Regions from separate parts of the Homo sapiens genome. Here region 1 is linked to region 2. Evidence: read pairs that join two places in POLR2A ChIA-PET (ENCODE). Cell type or tissue: Panc1. All regions are shown on one strand. Each heading gives the region's core, and the rest is flanking DNA. Links, peaks and the distances in the headings are about the cores only. Region 1 has its middle 35 kb from the start of LINC01144. Region 2 overlaps TESK2 (testis associated actin remodelling kinase 2).

Region 1 (10,614 bases), core at 1,249-9,248, 110 kb before region 2:
AGCCTGCGCAAACGAGTGAGATTCTGTTTCAAAAAAATAAAAAATAAAAAAATGCCTTGCTTGAAATGAACACAAACAGGTCAATTCTGGGCCACGGATATCTAAAGGGAAATATGTCCTATTGTTTTCAACATTGTGCCTTTGCGAGACAGGACAGGATGGTAGATAAGAGCATGGATTTTGAAGCCAGCCTGCCTCTGTCTTCATCTTGACTCTGTCATTACAGTCATGTGATCAGAAACAATTTACCTAATCCTTCTATTTTTCAGTTGCCTTAACTATAAAATGGAGGTAGTTACAGTACTTACTTCATATGGTCACTATTATAGAGATAGAGATGGGGATGGGAATGATGATGTTGCTGTTGTTTTTGGCCCATCGCTGCTAGCTTCTCGGTGCCATCCTTTTCCTCATGCTCCATCAGAGAGCATCCTGCTCCATGCCTGTCATTCCTGCTCTTCCTTCTTCCCTCAACCAGCCATGTGTTCAACCTCTTCCTCCTTCCTCACTACCTGGGTCCAGCCCAATATCTTTCTCCATCATTCACTTGTGCCCTCGTCTCTCCATCCCTCTCCCCACCTCCCTCTGCCTGTTTCATTTCTCTTCTCCAGTTTGAGGACATAACTATCTAGGAGAGGTATACTTGTAGTTCTCAGAATGAACGTTCAAGAAAGTACAATGGAATGATTAAGAAGCAAGACAAGGAAGAAGGGCTGGGTAAGTTGAAGGGGTGTGTAGAACAGGTGGGAAGGAGAGCTAGAAAGGTAAGGTGACCCCAGTGAATGGAATTCACTCTGAGTTTCTTGGAGGAAGAAGCACTAACCCCAACCCCTTTTCTCCCTAAGAGAGTGCATTTCCTGTCCTACCCAGGGCCTCAGGTGCATCTCTCATTCCAAGTGTCTGGAAGGAGTAACTGAATCAGAGGCATCTGTCTCTCTCACAGATAAAGGTAGCAGGTGTGTGGCTTCTGAAGAGAAGGTCTTGGGAAAGGAGCTGGGCTTCTCCAGTTTTCAACCTGCCCCAATCACGCAGTATCATCTTGGCTATATCTGGCAAGTGGGAGACCATTTCTTATCTAGAAAACACTGGTTCTCTGGATGTAGATCTCTTTCAGATTACAATCTCCTAGAATCACGCTTAAGTTCTCTTTGGCACTGCAATAGGAGAACGCATGAAACTGCTGCATAGGAGAAAACATAAACTGTGGTGTCAGAAAGACTTACATCTTATGTTCAATTTTCACCTCCGCCACTCACCGGCTGTATGACTTTGAGCAAGTCATTTAGCCTCTCTGCACCTCAGTTTCCTCATGGAGATTAATATATCCACCTAAAAGCTTTTAAAAAGAAATAGATAAGATGATACATGAAAGCTCCACAACAACATGAAGGCTGGAATTGTGCCAATTTGTTCATTATTGTGGTCCAATGCCTAGCACAGAGTATGCCCTCAATAAATATCTGTTATAATTGAATGAATAAGTAGGTACCTAACAAATTGTAGCCAGATATCCTTTTGTCCAGGCAGATGTTTGGTAAGAATTTGTGCTGATGGTAATGACACTCTGCCTTGACGTAGTCAGAAAAAAAAATCACTACATCAAATCCAGGGATAGTGGCACACTAATCTAATATGCTGGGGTATTGCATCGTGTCCCATAGGCTAAAAAGGGTTTGTGAATGAATATTTCAATAGTATTGCTTGCGCCCACTGATAAGTTTCACATGGTGCTTCTCAGACTTTAATGTGCCTCTGAATCACCTGGGGATCTTATTTAAATGCAAGTTCTGATTTAGTAGTTCCAGGTGAAGGCCTGAGAAGCTCCGAGGTGATGCTGAGACTGCAGGCTTGTGGACCTCCTTTTGGGCATCAAGGATCTAGGCAAAGGATCAACATTTTCCTGTAAGGAACCAGGTAGTAAATATTGTAGTCTTTGTGAACTGTATAATCTCTGTTGCAACTGCTCAACTCTGCCATTCTAGAACAAATGAGGCCATTGACAATATACAAATAACTGAGCATGGTTGTGTTCTAATGAAACCATGTTTCCAAAAACAAGGGGCAGACTGGATCTGGCCTGTGGGCCATAATTTGTCTCTTCCTGGTCTAATATATTTAAAATCAGTATACCATTCTTGTAATACACATCCATGAACTTGTCTCCTGAGCTCCTAATAATTGTACAGTATATGGTAATTTCCCTTATCTACAAATCCACCTTCCCCTACCCACAATCTATATGGTTCCAGGAACACAGCACCCATTGCCAAGTTCCTGTATGGAACTCGGACTCCAGACTCCAGCTGATTGGTGCCAAAGGGGCATCATTCACATTCCCTTCTGTAAAATATGCACCAGGGGCACTATTTCATAGAATGGCATCCTTTAGAGGTTTAGATGAATGGCACCCTTTAGAGTTGTGCAGCTTGGCTGAACTAGGCACCAGACTGAAGCTGGTTACTCATGGACTTTCCTCAACACTCTGGAATTGAGTCTGGGAGATTTCTGCCTCAGTCTACCTGTCTATCCTTTTATTTTGGTTTATTTATTTATTTTTGAGATTTGGTCTTGCTCTGTCACCCAGGCTGGAGTGCAGTGGCATGATCACAGCTCACTGCAGCCTCGATCCCCTGGGCTCCAGCAATTTTCCCACATCAGCCTCCTGAGTAGCTGGGACCACAGGTGTATGCCACCACGCCCAGCTAATTTTTGTATTTTTTGTAGAGACAGGGATCTCACCATGTTGTCCAGGCTGGTCTCTAACTCCTGGGCTCAAGTGATCTGCCTGCCTCAGCCTTCTAAAGTGCTGGGATTACAGGTGTGAGCCACCACGTCTGGCCTAGAGGCTTTTTTTTTTTTTTAAGCCAGTGGATTAGGATACAGAGAACACTAGTGTCAAGTTCACAACTACGCCAATTGTCATGCTGGGGTATGAGGGGAGTGGGTGGATGAGCAGAAAGAACACCCAGGGGGGCCATAAGCAGGTGAAAGATGATTTTATTCAGCAGCAGCTCTCATCAACAGCTCTCTCACACTGTCCGCCCTGTCTTGGCTGCTTAGTCCGGCGGCTCCCACACACAGCTGCGTGGCTGGCTCTCCCTTGCCTTCAGGGTCAGCAGCTAAACTCTCTCTGGGCACAAGCAAGCCAAGCTGTGTCCTGGCTCCCCTCTGTCTGTCTGCAAAGATGGACAGCTTTGACTCTCTTTCTCTTTCTCTTGGCTCCAGCATGCCTGTACAGTGTTATCAGGGCAATTATACCTTTTACAGACAATAGTGGCTTAGAGTCAAGGAATGGCCTTCCCATGTTATGGCTACATGGCTGTGATAACAAGTGGAGTTATACGCCTGCACTCTAAACTCGCTGAGTCACTCTGGATGTTTACCTTGGCCTATTTTTGACCAAAGCACAGCCGTATTCCTTACAGTTAGTAATGAGAAAGAATGAAGGAGAGAGAAAGAGTGAGAGCTGGCAAGAGGGCTTCCTAAGTTCTCTTTAGCACTGCAATCCTTGGCTCCAGGTTATTCCTGAGGTTCTACCACTTCCTAGCCCTGGAGTTTCATGAGATGACCTGTATCCTTATATAAATTCATTTTTCTTTTGCTTAAATCTAGTATAATTCTGTTGCATGCAAACCACAGTCCTAATGGCACTAGAAAACAATAAAAGAATACTTCAATAGAATTTAAATTTGGTAGGATTTTTTGAAAAATCAATTTGTAGAATGTTGCAGGAGCATATATTTTTGTTTGAAGCTGGATGGCCCTGACAATAGAATATGTGAAATTTCATAAATATTAAATTACATCTGTATTCTAATAATCTACATAGTAATAAATCATGTCAGTTGTACAGGACCTCCTAGTCCCTTGCTTTGGGTTAGGTTTCAGTGGCAGAGGGAAAAAAAAATTACTACTCCTTTGTACAGAAATGGATTTATTGTGGCCGGGCACAGTGGCTCACGCCTGTAATTTCAACACTTTAGGAGGCCAAGGTGGGTGGATCGCCTGAGGTCAGGAGTTCGAGACCAGCCTGGCCAACATAGTGAAACCCCATCTCTACTAAAAATACAACAAATTAGCTGGGCATGGTGGTGGGCACCTGTAATCCCAGCTACTTGGGAGGCTGAGGCAGGAGAATCACTTGAACCCCAGGAGGTGGAGGTTGCAGTGAGCCGAGATCACATCATTGCACTCCAGCCTGGGCAAAAAGAGCAAAATTCCGTCTCAAAAAAAAAAAAAAAAAAGAAATGGATGTAATGCAAGATATTAAATGGCTTACAGTATGATTAGATGGGCTGGAGAAACTGTAGGCCAGTCTTCCAGAAACAACTCTCAAAGCCACACTCTAGAGCTGAGCTGTAAAGGAAGCTGCTGCTCCCACTAAGAATAGTAAACTACCAGCTGAATCAGGGATTAACACCCAGTAGCCACCAACTTTCTGAAATCATGCCACCTCTTCCACTTCAGGAAGCTCCTGCCAAATTAGGGAGCCATCACTTGCACTTCCAGGTCCAGACCAAACAGCTCTATGACCATTGGGACCAGAAAGATGGATTCCTAAAACTCTCTCCTGGAACCATATAGATTGTGGGTAGGGGAAGGTGAGTCTGCAGGTAGGGGAAATTACCATATACTGTATGAGGGAATTATTAGGAGCCCAGTTCCTTTTCAGGTCCCATGTGAATGCATTTGTTTGAAGGAACCTAAGTCTCATTTAGAACTCTAACAGTAAAGGAACCTGGGAAACGTAGTTTAACTTTTCAGTCTCTGCATTTCAGAAAGTCACACCATAATGACATTGGAAGAGATGATGAATGAGCTGGTCACAGAATAAGCCATATCCTAATTTACCACACAGTTGTAAAACAAAAATTATATTTTTGTGAAGAAAATGTAAACACGAGCAAACAAGCAATAATACAGTAGTTCACTGTACTTGTTAGATTAATGCTGCATAATTCAGACTTTCTCTGTTTCTACCAGTGTTAGTTGTACATTCATTCCTACTTAGGCAACTGGAATAGAATTTAACATCTGAATGATTATGATAAGTACAGAGATTTATTCACTCACTTGTTTATTCAATAATATTTTTGAGTGTCTGCTGTGTGTGTATCAGGCATTACTTCTGTGCTGGATTACAACAGGGAATAATGAATATTACATCTCACCAGGTCAAGTGATATGATTTGGCTGTGTCCCCACCCAGATCTCAACTTGAATTGTATCTCCCAGAATTCCCACATGTTGTGGGAGGAACCCAGGGGAGGTAATTGAATCACGAGGGTCAGTCTTTCCCATGCTATTCCCGTGATAGTGAATAAGTCTAACGAGATCTGATGGGTTTATCAGGGGTTTCTGCTTTTCCTTCTTCCTCATTTTCTCTTGCTGCTGCCATGTAAGAAGTGCTTTTCGCCTTCCATCATGATTCTGAGGCCTCCCCAGCCATGTGGGACTATAAGTCCAATTAAGCCTCTTTTTCTTCCCAGTCTCGGGTATGTCTTTATCAGCAGCATGAAAATGGACTAATACAGTAGATTGGTACCAGTAGAGTGGGGTGTTACTGAAAAGATACCCGAAAATGTGGAAGCGACTTTGGAACTGGGTAACAGGCAGAGATTGGAACAGTTTGAAGGGCTCAGAAGAAGACAGGAAAATGTGGGAAAGTTTGAAACTCCCTAGAGACTTGTTGAATGGCTTTATCCAAAATCTGATTGTGATATGAACAATAAAATCCAGGCTGAGTTGGTCTCAGATGGAGATGAGGAACTTGTTGGGAACTGGAGCAAAGGCAACTCTTGTTATGTTTTAGCAAGGAGACTGGTGGCATTTTGCCCCTGCCCTAGAGATTTGTGGAACTTTGAACTTAAGAGAGATGATTTAGGGTATCTGGTGGAAGAAATTTCTTTCTGTTTTGTTTTGTTTTGTTTTGTTTGAGACAGAGTCTAGCTTTGTCGCCTAGGCTGGAGTGCAGTAGTGCAATCTCAGCTCACAGCAACCTCCACCTCCCAGGTTCAAGCGATTGTCTTGCCTCAGCCTCCCGAATAGCTGGGATTACAGACACCCGCCACCATACCCAGCTAATTTTTTTTTGTATTTTTAGTAAAGACAGGGTTTCACCATGTTGGTCAGGCTGGTCTCGAACTCCTGACCTCAAGTGATCCACCTGCCTCGGCCTCCGAAAGTTTTGGGATTACAGGCGTGAGCCACCACGCCAGGCCAGGCAGAAGAAATTTCTAAGTAGCAAAGCCTTCAAGAGGTGATTTGGGTGCTGTTAAACACATTCAGTTTTATAAGGGAAGCAGAGCATAAGAGTTTGGAAAATTTGCAGCCTGACTATGCGACAGAAAAGAAAAATCCATTTTCTGGGGAGAACTTCAAACCAGCTGCAGAAATTTGCATAAGTAGCAAGGAGCCTAATGTTAATCCCCAAGACCGTGGGGAAAACATCTCCAGGCCATGTCAGAGACCTTCATGGCAGCCCTGCCAACACAGGCCCAGAGACCACTCAGGAGGAAAAAGTGGTTTCAAGGACCAGGCCCAGGATCCTAGTGCTGTGTGCAGTCTAGGGACTTGGTGCCTATGTCCCAGCCACTCCAGCCATGGCTGAAAGGGGCCAATGTATGGCTTCAGCTGTGGCTTCAGAGGGTGAAATCCCCAAGCCTTGGCAGCTTCCACGTGGTGTTGAGCCTGCGGGTGCATGGAAGTTAAGAACTGAGGTTTGGGAACCTCCACCTAGATTTCAGAAGATGTATGGAAACACTTGGATGCCCAGACAAACATTTGCTGCAGGGGCGGGACCCTCATGGAGAGACTCTGCTAGGGCAGTGCAGAAGGGAAATGTGGGGTTGGAGCCCCCACACAGAGTCCCTACTGGGGGCACTGCCTAGTGGAGCTGTGAGAAGAGGGCCACCATCCTCCAGACCCCAGAATGGTAGATCCACTGGTAGCTTTCACTGTGCATCTGGAAAAACCGCAGACACTCAATGCCAGCCCATGAAAGCAGCTTGGGAGAGAGGCTGTACCCTGCAAAGCCACAGGGGCAGAGCTGCCCAAGACCATGGGAACACACCTCTTGCATCAGTGTGACTTGGATGTGGACATGGAGTCAAAGGAGATCATTTTGGAGCTTTAAGATTTGACTGCCCTGCTGGATTTTGGACTTGCATGGGCCCTGTAACCCCTTTGTTTTGGCCAAGTTCTCCCATTTGGAACAGCTGTATTTACCTAATACCTGTACCCCCATTGTATCTAGGAAGTAACTAGTTTGCTTTTGATTTTACAGGCTCATAGGTGGAAGGACTTGCCTTGTCTCGGATGAGACTTTGGACTGTGAACTTTTAGGTTAATGCTGAAATGAGTTAAGACTTTGGGGGATTGTTGGGAAGGCATGATTGGTTTTGTAACATGAAGACGTGAAATTTGGAGGGGCCAGGGTTGGAATGATAAGGTTTTGCTGTGTCCGCACCCAAATTTCAACTTGAATTGTATCTCCCAGAATTCCCCGTGTTGGGGGAGGGACCCAGGGGAGGTAATTGAATCACAGGGGTTGGCCTTTTCCATGCCATTCTCATGATAGTGAATAAGTCTCACAAGATCTGATGGGTTTAACCGGGGTTTCCACTTTTGCTTCTTCCTCATTTTCTCTTGCTGCCACTGTGTAAAGAAGTGCCTTTCACCTCCCACCATGATTCTGAGGCCTCCCCAGCCATGTGGAACTATAAGTCCGATTAAACCTCTTTTTCCTCTCAGCCTTATGTCTTTATCAGCAGCATAAAAACAGACTAATACATTAAGATTCCTTGTGAAAATTCTCTTTATCCTCTATGAAACTGAAAGGATTCAGAGGGTACTGTTGACAGAGACAAAGACAAAGCAGTTGCAGTGGTTGATTACCCTTAAATATTTGGCTTTTTTAACCCAAAAAGTACAAACTTTTGGTTAAAGCATGTAATAAAATGTAAATCAACTACTGCCTTAAAGATTGGGTAAAAATCTACATTTAAGATTTTTTTTTAAAAAAAAAAAACCTTTCTTGACCAAAATTTCATCATGATTTCATGATCCATAAGCGTTGTGCCTTGTATGCCAACTAATCTTTGGCGGTGGATAGTGGAAGTACATGTATAATTAATCTTTCCTCATATTGAAATCACTCAACCAACACAGTCTTTCTAGGATTAGATATTTGTGCTATCTTGTTTGTGTTTTTACTCCAATTTGTATGGTTGAGAAAGTCCATAAAGTACAGAGAAAATGTAAAAGAAAATTTCAGGCACCTGTTGGAATTATTACTAATGTAATTCCTGATTTATTCCTGCTATGGTTTCAATGTGTCCCCCAAAGTTCATGTGTTATAAAATTAATCTTTAAGGCCAGGCACGGTGGCTCATGCTTGTAATCCCAGCACTTTGGGAGGCCAAGGCGGGAGGATCACCTGAGGTCAGGAGTTTGAAATCGGCCTGACCAATATGATGAAACCCTGTCTCCACTAAAAATTCAAAAATTAGCCAGGAATGGTGGCATACACCTGTAATCCCCGCTAATTGGGAGGCTGAGACAGGAGAATTGCTTGAACCCAGGAGGCAGAGTTTGCAGTGAGCTGAGATCGTGCCACTGCACTCCAGCCTGGGCAACAAGAGTGAAACTCTGTCTCAAAAAAAAAAATTTAAGGCAACAGTCTTGGGAAGTGGGGCCTGATAAGAGGTGATTAGTTTCTGAGAGCTCTGCTGTCGTCAATGGATTAATGTCATTATCACAGGAGTAGGTTAGTTATCATGATAGTGGGTTGCTATAAAAGCGAGTTTGGCCACTTCTTGTTCTCTTGCTCTCACACGCCCTCTCTTGCCTTTCCACTTTTCACCATGAGATGATGCAGCAAAAAGGCCCTCACCAGAGGCAGACCCTCAATGTTGGACTTCACAGCCTCCAGAACTTTAAGAAATAAATTTCTGTTCTTTTAAAATTACCCAGTCTGGGCTGGGCATGGTATCTCACACCTGTAATCCCAGCACTTTGGGAGGCTGAGGCTGGCAGATTGCTTGAACCCAAGAGTTTAAGACCAGCCTGGGCAACATGGCAAAATTCCATCTCTACAAAAAATACAAAAATCAGCCAGGTATGGTGGCATGCACCTGTGGATCCAGCTACTCGGGAGGCTCAGGTGGGAGGATCACTTGAGCCCAGGAGGTTGAGGCTGCAGTGAGCTGTGATCATGCCACTGTATTCCAGCCTGGGCAACAGAGTGAGACTCTGTCTCAAATAAAATAAAATAAAATAAAATAAATAAAATAAAATAAAATAAAATAAAATAAAATAAAATAAAATAACCCAGTCTGTGGTATTCTGGGATAACAACACAAAATGCATGAAGGTAATGCCAACCAAAAGAAAACAAAAAATTGTTCATGAATATGCTGATTTGTTCATTCAGTATTAATTGCAAAATATTTTATGGTTAGTTATCCATTGCTACATAACAAATTATCCCAGAACTTAGAGACTTAAGACAACAACAATCATTTATTATCTCTCACAGGATATAACTTGGTGTGGTGGTTCTGGCTGAGAATCCCTTGTGAGGTTACAGTTCAGATGTCAACCAGAACTGCAGCTATCTGAAAGCTTGACTGGGGCTGGAGAATCCACTTTCAAGGTAGCTTTCTCCCATCACTAGCAAGTGGTTGCTGGCTGTTTGTGGGAGGCCTCAATTCCTCTCCAGGTATCAACTAGAGAGGAATTGAGGCCTCCCACAGAATCTAGCTAATTCTTAGCGAGAGCCACCATACCAAGTTATATCTTATGAGAAAGAATAAATGATTATTGTTGTTTTAAGCCTCTAAGTTCTGGGGAAATTTGTTATGTAGCAATAGATGACTAATAATAAAATAGTTTTGCAATGAATGCTGAATGAATGAATTAGCATATTTATGAACAATTTTTTGTTTGTTTTCTTTTGGTTTGTCATTGTCTTAATCCATTTTGCGTTGCTATGACAGAATACCACAGGGGCGTTCTGGTTTTCCTCAGTGACCTCACAGCATGGTATGGCTTCCCCTGAATGAGTGATCCAAGAGTGAGAAAAATGCAGGGAGGAAGCTGTATCTTCTTTAACCCAGCCTCAGAAGTCACACACAGTCACTTCCACCACAGTCTATTTGTTAGAAGGAAGTCACTAAGTCTGGCCTTACATTCACGAGGAGGAAAAATAGACATCTGCCTTTGAAAAAAAGTGTTGGGCCAGGCACGGTGGGTGGCTCACGCCTGTAATCTTAGCACTTTAGGAGGCTGAGGCGGATGGATAATGAGGTCAGGAGTTCAAGACCAGCCTGGCCAACATAGTGAAACCTCATCTCTACTAAAAATACAAAAAACAAAAACAAAAACAAAAAACAATTAGCCAGACATGGTGGCAGGCACCTGTAATCCCAGCTACTTGGGAAGCTGAGAAAAGGAGAATTGCCTGAACTCAGGAGGCAGAGGCTACAGTGAGCCGAGATGGCACCATTGCACTCCAACCCTGGGAGACAGTGTAAGACTCTGTCTCAAAAAAAAAAAAAAAGTGTTAAAACATTTGTAGACTTTTTTTTTTTTTTTTTTTTTGAGACAGGGTCT
Region 2 (10,614 bases), core at 1,586-9,585:
TCTCTCTCTTTTTTTTTTTTTTTTTTTTTTGAGACAGAGTCTCACTCTGTCACCCAGGATAGAGCATAGTGGTGTGATTTCGGCTTTGTAGCCTCTGCCTCCAGGGATGAAGCAATTCTCCTGCCTCAGCCTCTCAAGTAGCTGGGATTACAGGCCCCCGCCACCACGTCTGGCTAATTTTTTTTTTTTTTTTAGTAGAGACAGGGTTTCACCATGTTGGCCAGGCTGGTCTTGTACTCCTGACCTCAAGTTATCCATCTGCCTTGGCCTCCCAAAGTGCTAGGATTACAGGCGTGAGCCACTGTGCCTGGCCTTCACACTATTTTTGATTTCTGGCTCTTTCCGCTAGGGCTAATTCAGCTTTCTTAGAGTTGGGTCTACACTAGACCATCAACTACAAACACACACTAAGCATATACTATGGGCCCAGCCACACAGAGTATTATTATAAGCTCTATCTAGGAGACTTAGTTCCATTAGAGAACCTGGGATTTGACACAGCTTGGAGAGAAGAGAGATAAGGACATTCCTAGTACTGGAAGGGACACCTAAAGCAAGAATGTATAGAAGAGAGCAAAAAGACCCATGTAACTAAGGGAGGGATTCGTATTATCAAACGAGATTAGAGAGAATTTAGAATAGGAAACATAATTTTTTAGACAGAAGCATCACATTATCAGGTGTGCTTGATGATGATTATTCAGATAGTAGTATGTCAAAATGAAGAAAACAGGTCAGGTGTGATAGCTCACACCTGTAATCCCAGCACTCTGGGAGGCCCAGGTGGGAGGATCCCTTAAGGTCAGGAGTTCGAGACCAGCCTGGGTGATATAGTGAGACTCCATCTCTACAAAAAATGTAAAAATTAGCTGGGTGTGGTGGCATGCACCTGTAGTTCCAGCTAATGGGGAGGCTGAGACAGGAGGATCATTTGAGCCCAAGGGTTTGAGGCTGCAGTGAGCTATGATGGTGCCACTGTATTCCATCTTAGGTGACAGAGCAGCAAGACCTTGTCTCTTAAGAAAAAAAAAAAGTATTTGTAGGAATTGAGGCATGAAATAATATTATGGCTTTGGAATGAAGAGAAAGAAAAATAATCAGAAAGATATCACAAAGAAGAAAATAGGAAAAGACGGCGGACCGATTAAATTCAAGTGATGAGAAAAAATCAAAACTAACCCCAAAGAACAAAGGATTCTAATAAGAGAACAAGGATTTTTTTTTTTTTTTTTTGAGACAGTCTTGCTCTGTTTGCCAGGCTGGAGTGCAGTGGTGCGATCCCGGCTCACTGCCACCTCTGCCTCCCAGGCTCAAGTGATTCTCCTGCCTTAGCCTCCCGAGTAGCTGGGATTACAAGCATGTGCCACCATGCCCAGCTAATTTTTGTATTTTTAGTAGAGACAGGGTTTCACCATGTTGGCCAGGCTGGTCTCGAACTCCTGACCTCAGGTAATCTGCCCACCTTGGCCTCCCAAAGTGCTGGGATTACAGGTGTGAGCCACTGTGCCCGGCCAAGAACAAGGATTCTAATAATGATAAGGGCCGGGCACAGTGGCTCACACCTGTAATTCCAACACTTTGGGAGGCCGAGGTGGGCGGATCACGAGGTCAGGAGTTTGAGACCAGCATGGCCAACATGGTGAAAACATGTCTCTATTAAAAATACAAAAATTAGCTGGGTGTGGTGGTGTGCGCCTGTAGTCCCAGCCACTTGGGAGGCTAAAGCAGGAGAATCTCTTGAACCTGGGAGGTGGAGGTTGCAGTGAGCTGAGATGGTGCCACTGCACTCCAGCCTGGGTGACAGAGCAAGACTCCATCTCAAAAAATAAAGAAATGAAATGATAAGGTTGGAATGGATGGCCAGTTTGGGGAAGGTAACCAAGCTAAGCTGTACTGCAAACACTAGCAAAATAACTGAGTGGAAAAAAAGAAAATGAACTATAATGAGTAACAACTATTAATATACAGAGAGATCTGAGAGTTAACAGCATGGGATAACAGATTTTTAAAAAACAGTTTCTAAGGAAGGGCACAGTAAGAATTTTCTCACTATCCCAGCCATTAACCATTGAGTTCATGAAAGACACTCCAGTGAACTAAAGATGGTCATTGACAGATGGCCTTAGTGACTTGCTTGACCAATAAAATGCAGCTTAAGGGACATTCTGGAACTTGCAAGGCTAGGTCATAAAAGGCTTGCAGCTTCCACTTGAGTGGTTTGTACCAGTCTAACTATCCTGAGATCACCATGCTGTGGGAAGCCTAAGCCATATGGAGATGATCTAAAGAATGAGACACCATGTGGAAAAAGAGAAGAACCAAGGAGTACCATGGCACCAGATATGCAAATGAAGAAGCCATCTTGGAAATGGATTTGCCAGCTCAGTCACTCCAGCTGACACATATGGATCAAAGATCCAGGAAAGCCCTTCTGCATACCTGACCTACAAAATCACAAGCAAACTAAAATTAGAAAGCCACTAAGTTTTGGGGTAGCTTGTTATGTAACAATAGATCATGGGAGCAGATGTCTTTTTATCCTAAACCTAAAGCCTAGCAAAGTACCTAGCCCATAGTAGATTCACTCAAAATGGTGTGTATCAAGTGAATCTCTACCTTCCCGTGTATTTTCTAATTTACATCTTTGTCGTTTCCCCCTCACTTGTCCTTTTAGGAAAACCTGAATCACAGATGCAATCACTGTTAGTACCTCTGGTGTGTCTCTAAACTACCATGTGGTGGTTAACAGCTGCCAGTCCCAAACTTGAAAGATAGGTATGCCTTTGCTGCCAAAGTTAACCCAAGGCAGGGCACCAAGCAACTTCACATCTTTATCATGGTAAATAAGGATAGGAAAATATTCTGTACTGAAACACACAAAAAAATAAGAAGCAGGCACAACTAATAACAATATCACATATCACAGCACACCAAAAAAACTGGAATCAGGGTCTGCCTTGCTCACTTTTCCTTTCTTTGAGATGGGGTCTCACTTTGTTGTGCAGGCTGGGGTGCAGTGGCAGAATCCTAGCTCATTGAAGCCTTGCCCTCCTGGGCTCAAGTAATCCTTCTGCCTCAGCAGGAGTAGCTGGGACCACAGGCACAAACTATCATGCCTGGCTAATTTTTAAATTTTTTTGTAGAGATAAGGTCTCACTATGCTGCCTAGGCTGGTCTTGAACGCCTGGCCTCATATAATCCTCCTGCCTCTCAACCTCCCAAAGTGCTGGGGTCACAGGTGTGAAGCCACTGGACATGGCCTTGGCTTGCTCATTTTTATAAATAACGCATGAGTTTGGTCACTGAACCCATGGAGTTTCATTGTAAGCTGTCTGATTATATAAGGCTTCTTATAAGTCTGACAAAACCAACTCAGAAGCAATACATATCAACCCGCATAAACAAGAAATTTCCAAAGTCACTAATACTCTTTAATAAAGAAAGAAGATGTATGGTTGGGTGGGAATAGGGAGTGACAGGAGGATCAGAGCTATGTGAATAACAAACTCTCTGCAATAGCCTTTAGCTAAAAGCATTTCTTTCAGTACCAAACATCTGCTCGACTGAGATGGCTCTGTTGTAAAAAGACCGAATCACCTCGACTAGGCCAAGGAATATTCTGCAACTGCAGAATTGGCTGAGTGGTTCTCATCGCCACAGAAGAAAATAAGAATAGTTTATTTTTTTTTAAATTTTTTTTTTAGGCAGAGTCTCGCTCTGTTGCCTAGAGCTCTGTTGGCTAGAGTGTAGTGGCATGATCTCGGCTCACTGCAACCTCCACCTCCCAGGTTCAAGTGATTCTCCTGCCTCAGCCTCCGGAGTAACTGGGACCATGGGCTTGTGCCACCCATGCCTGGCTAATTTTTGTATTTTTTATAGAGACGGAGTTTCACCATGTTGGCCAGGCTGGTCTCAAACTCCTGGCCTCAGGTGATCCACCCGCCTCGGCCTCCCAAAGTGTTGGGATTACAGGCATGAGCCACTGCACCTGGCTGGATAGTTTTCTTCATGGCAGAAAAGGCAAGAGAGACCCCCAAAACATCCTGCTCACCAAGCAATTCAATTGCTGACTCTCCTGATCAGAGAGTACTGCCATTTGTGAACCCTCTCCACAACCATATACCTTACCCAGTTCCCCAATCTTCTAGCCACTGAGAGTTTCTGCACTAACAGGTTCCCAAACTGCTTGATTTTGACGGTATTTCCTTCTCTGTGCCTTTCTTAACAATATTAAAAGGAAAAAGCGCTTTGAGATGACATACAATCTATCCAGAGGCATCTCTTTCTCTTCTCTCTTTCTTCCTCTCCTCTCCATCCCAACCTCCCACTCATCTTGGCTATAGAAGAGAAAACATATACCATGTAAGTTTTTGGCAGCTACTTTTTGATTATGAGTGACAGACATCTTTATTTTAGGATGAAACTGACAACATAAAGACAGAGCAAAGAGAAAGAATAAGGTCTCTGGACAGCGTCAATTTAACCATTGAATTATATCAATACTTAATCTAATAAACTGCTAAAATTCCAGTTATATGAGTCCTTTTGTTGTTTAAAGCCCATTTAACTATTTTCTGTTACTTGCTCCCAAACACATTCTAATACACCCAATGACCAGGAAGAAAGTATCTTTTCCAAATAACCCAGAATACATAAAAAGTGAGTCAGAATTGAATTCTACAAATACTATGCATGCTACACACATAAGATCTTGTGCTTAGCACCGTGGGGAATATAAAAATCAATTAAGCACAGCATGTTGTAATAGAAATAGACTTTGAAGTCAGATGAACCTGGATGCAATCCTACTTTGGGGAAGTAACTTAATTTCTCTAAGCTTTAGTTTTCTCATCTACAAAATGGAAGAAATAAGATTATAGCATTGTGAGAATTATAGTTAATATACAGTATCAACCATAGCATTCTGCCCATAGTGGGAGTTTAAATAACTAATAGTTGTTATGGTTTAAGAAATGGGAGAAATTCTTTACTCTCCAATGGGGCAGAAAACACAAATACTTATGATCTGCTGACTGGGATATTTACAGGGCATGGTTGATTGTCAAAGGTTCCAATTCTTCGCCTTCTACTGAATCTGTGCCTTTTGACACATAACTTTGCGGCATATTCCTGATAAGGGCAGAGCATACTTCCTACCCCTGGACTCAAGCATGTGACTTGCTTTGTCCAATGGGATGTTGGCCAAGCAAATCTGAACATAAGGAGAGTCATGAAAATCAGTTGTGCAAATGGACTGTCATATTCTTGCTATTCTGGTATCATCTTAAAAAGGACAAGTCCAGTCTAGCCCACTGGCCCCAGAAGGAGGATGAGCCAGAGCAAAGTTCTCCCAGCAAATTTCAGCCTAGAGCAGACCACCAGCTGACCTGCAGATGCATGAGTGAGCCTGAGATCAGCACAACTGCCAAATCTAGCCCCACTCAGTTCAGCTAACTCTGGAAATGTATGAGAAATAAACGTTTATTGTATGCTTTTGAGGTTTTGTGGCTGGAGGGCAACAGCTAACCAATACACAGAATTATATTTTCTGTTAAAAAAAAAACAAAGATTTACACTTCCCTGATACTTGTGACTAAGTGAAAGACAAGGTTAGGTCTTGTGAATGAAAGACATACTTATGGTACATTCCTATTCTTTTTTTTTTTTTTTTTTTTTTTTAAGAGGTCTCTCTCTGTTGCTCAGGCTGAAGTGCAGTGGTACAATCATGGCTCATTGCATTCTCAACCTTCAACCTCCTGGGCTCAAGCAATCATCCTGTCTCAGCCTCCCAAGTAGCTGAGACTGTAGGTGTGTATCACCACATCTGGCTGATTTTTTTAATTTTTTGTAGAGTCTGGGTCTCACTATGTTGCCAAGGCTGGTTTCAAAATCATGGCCTCAGGCAATCCTTCTGCCTCTACCTCCTAAAAGTGTTGGGATTATAGGCATGAGCCACTGCACCCAGCCTCAATACAGATTCATATTTCAACTCATTAAATTTAAAAGGTTTCATGTGACTTTTCACCAAACCGTTTTCACTATATATTTTTTGAAACAGGGTCTTGCTCTGTCACCAAGGCTGGAATACAGTAGTGCAAGTATGGCTCACTGCAGCCTCAACCTCCTGGGCTCAGGTGATCCTCCTACCTCAGCCTCTCCAATAGCTGGGACTACAGGTGCATGCTACCACACCTGACTAATTTTTGTATTTTTTGTAGAGACAGGCTTTTGCCATGTTGCCCAGGCTGGTCTCAAATTTCTGAGCTCAAGCAATCTGCCCACCTTGGCCTCTGGAAGTGTTGGGATTACAGGCGTGAACTACCATGCCCAGACTATGCTTTCACTTTAACAAATACTAGTTTGCTTAAAAACTTGAGTCAGCTGGCCGGGCGCGGTGGCTCACACCTGTAATCCCAGCACTTTGGGAGGCCAAGGCAGGCGGATCACCTGAGGTCAGGAGTTCAAGACCAGCCTGACCAACATGGAGAAACCCCGTCTCTACTAAAAATACAAAATTAGCCGGTCATGGTGGCGCATGCCTGTAATCCCAGCTACTCAGGAGGCTGAGGCAGGAGAATTGCTTGAATCTGGGAGGTGGATTGCAGTGAGCTGAGATCGGGCCATTGCACTCCAGCCTGGGCAACAAGAGTGAAACTCCGTCCCCCCAAAAAAAAAATCTTTAGTCTATCATTACTACAGGTAGTTTAAAAATAAAAACTAAGTGTCTGACTGTTCCAAGTTCAATTAATGTCTACAATTACAAAGAAGACTCATGGAAATGGTTCAAGCCCAGGAAAGTCCAGATCACTAATGTATATGGGAAATATTCTTCCTAATAATGTCAATGTTTTATAGGTATTAATGAGTGCCATGCTTGTCTACTGTAATTATTGACAAATAAATGTGAAGAGAAATGAAGAATGGTACTCACATTACTTTGGAGGACAAGCATTCCACCAACTGAAAAGTATTTGGTGAATGTCATCTAAGTTTCAAGGACTGTGCTAGATATTTTTAATAATTTATTTTTTATTATCCTTACCATATAGTTGTGCTGCCAAGTCAAATTATAAGGCAATTAAACCTAGAAGTCTCGAAAGACCTATGCCATCAAGGCCTTTGCTGATCCCTTCTAAAAATAACCAAGAGCATTTGGCTATTTGGGCTTCATCACTACCAGTCTATTAACATCATATTAAAAATTACTAATATCATAAGCTATGTCAAAATCTCATTAATGCTGCTGGAAAGACTGGCAATAAATACTCTTCCATAAAGTACACATTGTATGTTTTATATGGCTATAAAGAAGCTAACAAGCAGCAGATTAAGTACAACATGGCCAAGAGAATATTGCATTATGATCACTCATTACTGTCATTTCCACCACAACCTGCTTTAAAATATGCAACTTAACACAGATTTTAAAGGATGTTCTTCTCTGTCGGCAAAATTAACACACCAGCCCTTCCAATGAATTCACATTTCAGAGAACAATCACACATGCAGGGAATGCATCAAATACTTTTATGCTTGTTAGCGTCAGAACTCTGGTAGACAGAAGGAAGGGGAGAATTTTATCTCTGAAGAATTTATAGACTCACTTCCAAGAAAAAAAATACATGGCAAATGTTTCTTGATCTGGGGTGCTGGTTATGGGTGTGTTCATTTGTAAAAATTTTGTGAGTGGTACTTTTCATATGTATACTTTTTCTGATATGTTATACTTCAGTAAAAAGTCTAATTTAATGACACTAACAGCGGTATAGGACTAAGTACAAAATGAAAAATATTAACAATTCAGAGTTCAGAAGAGGGACTAGTCACTGTTATTTTGTTCAAAGAGTTAACATGTATTAAATAATTTATACATGCCAGGCACTGTACTAAATAAGTATTTTATATTTCATCCTCCCAACATCCTTGTGAGGTCAACATTATATCAACAGCATTTGCCACAATTAATACTCCTTCCTTGAAACTCTTTCCTTTTCATTACAGGCCAGCACGTTCTTCTGGTTTTCTACCTACCTCACTAACTGCTCCTTCTCAGTCTGTCCTTCTCCCCAGACTTTCATTCATTCATTCATCTATCTATCTATCGACAGGGTCTCACTCTATGTATGTATGTATGTATGTATGTATGTATGTACGTACGTATCTATCTATCTATCTATCTATCTGTCTATCTATCTATCTATCTATCTATCTATCTATCTATCTATGTATCTAGAGACAGGGTCTCACTCTGTTGCCCAGGCTGGAGTGCAGTGGCACAATCATGGCTCACTATAGCCTCAAACTCCTGGGCTCAAGCAATCTTGCTGCCCCAGACTCCTGAGTAAATAGGACTACAGGTACATGCCATCACATCCAGCTAATTATTAATTTTTTTTTTTTTTTTTTTTTTTTTTTTTTTTTGTAGAGACAGAGCCTTGCTATGTTGCCCAGGCTGGTCTCGAAATCCTGGTCTTAGGTAATCCTCTCACCTCAGACTCCCAAATATTCTAGGGCTCAGCTCTTGGTCATCTTCTCTATCTAAACTCCCTGGGGCAGGTATTATTAATTATTATTATCCCCATTATACAGATGGAAACTTTGAGATACAGACAGATTCAAACGTATGTAATCAAGACTTCAGAGGCCATGCTCTTAACCTCTTCACCATTCTGTCTTCTTTGGCTTTCCATTTAAGAGGCAGGGCATAGCTGCACACATTCCACATTCTAGTGCCTTCAGTAACTGAGAAAAGAGAGAGACTGAGGCACATGGGACCCTCTTTCATAAGCTATTAAGGACTAATACCAGTTACCAAGCCAGTAAAAAACCAACACTCTTGCAAATTCTGTTAAACAACTTTCCTTCCTAAGTTTCTTCACTTTGTACTTTGGTAATTGCTTCTCAAGGAGGAATGTGAAAAGAATCTAGAACATAGATTCTCAAATCCAGATGCTCATGAAATAATCTGAGGAGCTTTTAAAAATATAGATGTAATAGGCCCTATACAAACCTATTAAACCTAGAAGATTCCAGGAATCTGTGTTTCCAAGGAGCACCCAAGCAAGGTCTGAAGTTGATAACTTGGTACCTGAATTGGCTCTAAAGAGAGTTCTCTGATCCTCGGAGGATGAATAATGACTATCACATATTCCGCCTAGCAGAGGCTGGAAATGAAACGAGAATGAAGATGTAAACTGATTCCAACAAGTAATAAGACCAACCAGGAAACCACAGCAGGGACTGTGGAATTCTAGATCAGGACAGCAAACATTACCAGGTGGTCTGGTAATTTGTTGCCATAGAGAGTTTGCAGTCAAGTGCTGTCATCCCTTGGCTTAGGATGGAGTCATATCTAGGCAGCAAGAGCTAACTTAATACTTTAATACTTGAGCACTCATATTGTCAGAGTATTCACCAAGTATTATGAGGGAATAGAAGGACATTAAGAAATACTGCCCATTCTGCACATGTACCCCAGAACTTAAAGTGTATGTGTGTGTGTGTGTATATATATATATATATATATATATAAAGAAATACTGCCATTGTTCCCAGGCAACAGAATAAAGCATTATTAACACTGCCATTTTTGCATAAACATAAATGCACATACATTTTGTTTACATATGCAAGCAACACTTACTATGGAACTATAAATGCTGAAACTAAGGCAAATACGTTACTTCAACACTTACTGATGTCTTACCTCTGTAAGTGCATGCAATTGTCCTTGATGAACACATACACCCATGAACCTAAAGAACAAGACAGAATTATTTAACAAGTGAAAAGGACACAAATATAAATTCATATAGAGAAATCAGGTTAGTTACCCATGCATTAGAAACAACCTGTGGGGTGCGGCATGATGGCTTACATCTGTAATCCCCGCACTTTAGGAGGCAGAGGTGTGCGGATCACCTGAGGTCAGGAGTTCAAGACCATCCTGGCCAACATGGTGAAACCACATCTCTATTAAAAATACAAAAATTAGGCAGGTGTGGTGGCATGCGCCTGTAGTCCGAGCTGCTCAGGAGACTGAGGCAGGAGAATCCCTTGAACCTGGAAGGCAGAGGTTGCAGTGAGCTGAGATCGCACCATTGCACTCCAGCCTAGGGGACAAGAGCGAGACTTTGACTCAAAAAAAAAAAAAAAAAAAAGAGACTGCATCTAAAAAAAAAAAAAGGAAAGATAGATAGAAAAGAAAGGAAGGGAAAGGGAAAGGCAAAGAGAAAGGGAAAGGGAAAGGAAAGGAAGAAAGAACCTGTGAAGCCCCCTGCTATCTTGTACAGCCCTGTAGACTCTTAATCTTTTTGTTGTTTTTAATTATTTCAAGAGTTTTAGGGGTACAGGTGGTTTTTGGTTATATGGATTAGTTTTTTTACTGGTGATTTCTGGGATTTTGGAACACCTGTCACCTGAGCATTGTACACTGTACCCCATATGTGGTTTTGTTGCTTTTTTTTTGAGACAGAGTCTCACCCTGTTGCCAAGCTGGAGTACAGTGGCATGATCTTGTCTCACTGCAACCTCCGCCTCCCGGGTTCAAGCAATTCTCCTGCCTCAGCCTCCAGAGTAGCTGGGACTACAGGCATGCGCCACCACGCCCAGCTA

Evidence for each region. ChIA-PET counts read pairs that join two places held together with the same protein. Peaks named below come from ENCODE experiments on the same cell type or tissue, not always from the same donor. Only the 100,000 strongest peaks of a DNase experiment are listed, where the experiment ranks them.
Region 1: POLR2A ChIA-PET joins it to region 2 with 13 read pairs; 2 of 35 experiments call an interaction of 5 or more read pairs at or near these places.

The regions. Positions count from the first base shown.
Region 1 is chr1:45,263,163-45,273,776 of GRCh38, forward strand. No RefSeq gene overlaps it. Among named protein-coding and RNA genes, the nearest start is that of LINC01144, 35 kb to the right of the region's middle. In Panc1, for the core only: no CTCF peak of the experiment used is centred there; a DNase peak (open chromatin) is centred at 3,419; H3K4me3 peaks cover 276 bases; H3K27ac peaks cover 1,883 bases.
Region 2 is chr1:45,376,206-45,386,819 of GRCh38, forward strand. It overlaps TESK2 (testis associated actin remodelling kinase 2), which reads right to left. Exons shown (of 11, transcript NM_007170.3): 4 at 9,707-9,755. Among named protein-coding and RNA genes, the nearest start is that of TOE1, 41 kb to the left of the region's middle. In Panc1, for the core only: no CTCF peak of the experiment used is centred there; no DNase peak of the experiment used is centred there.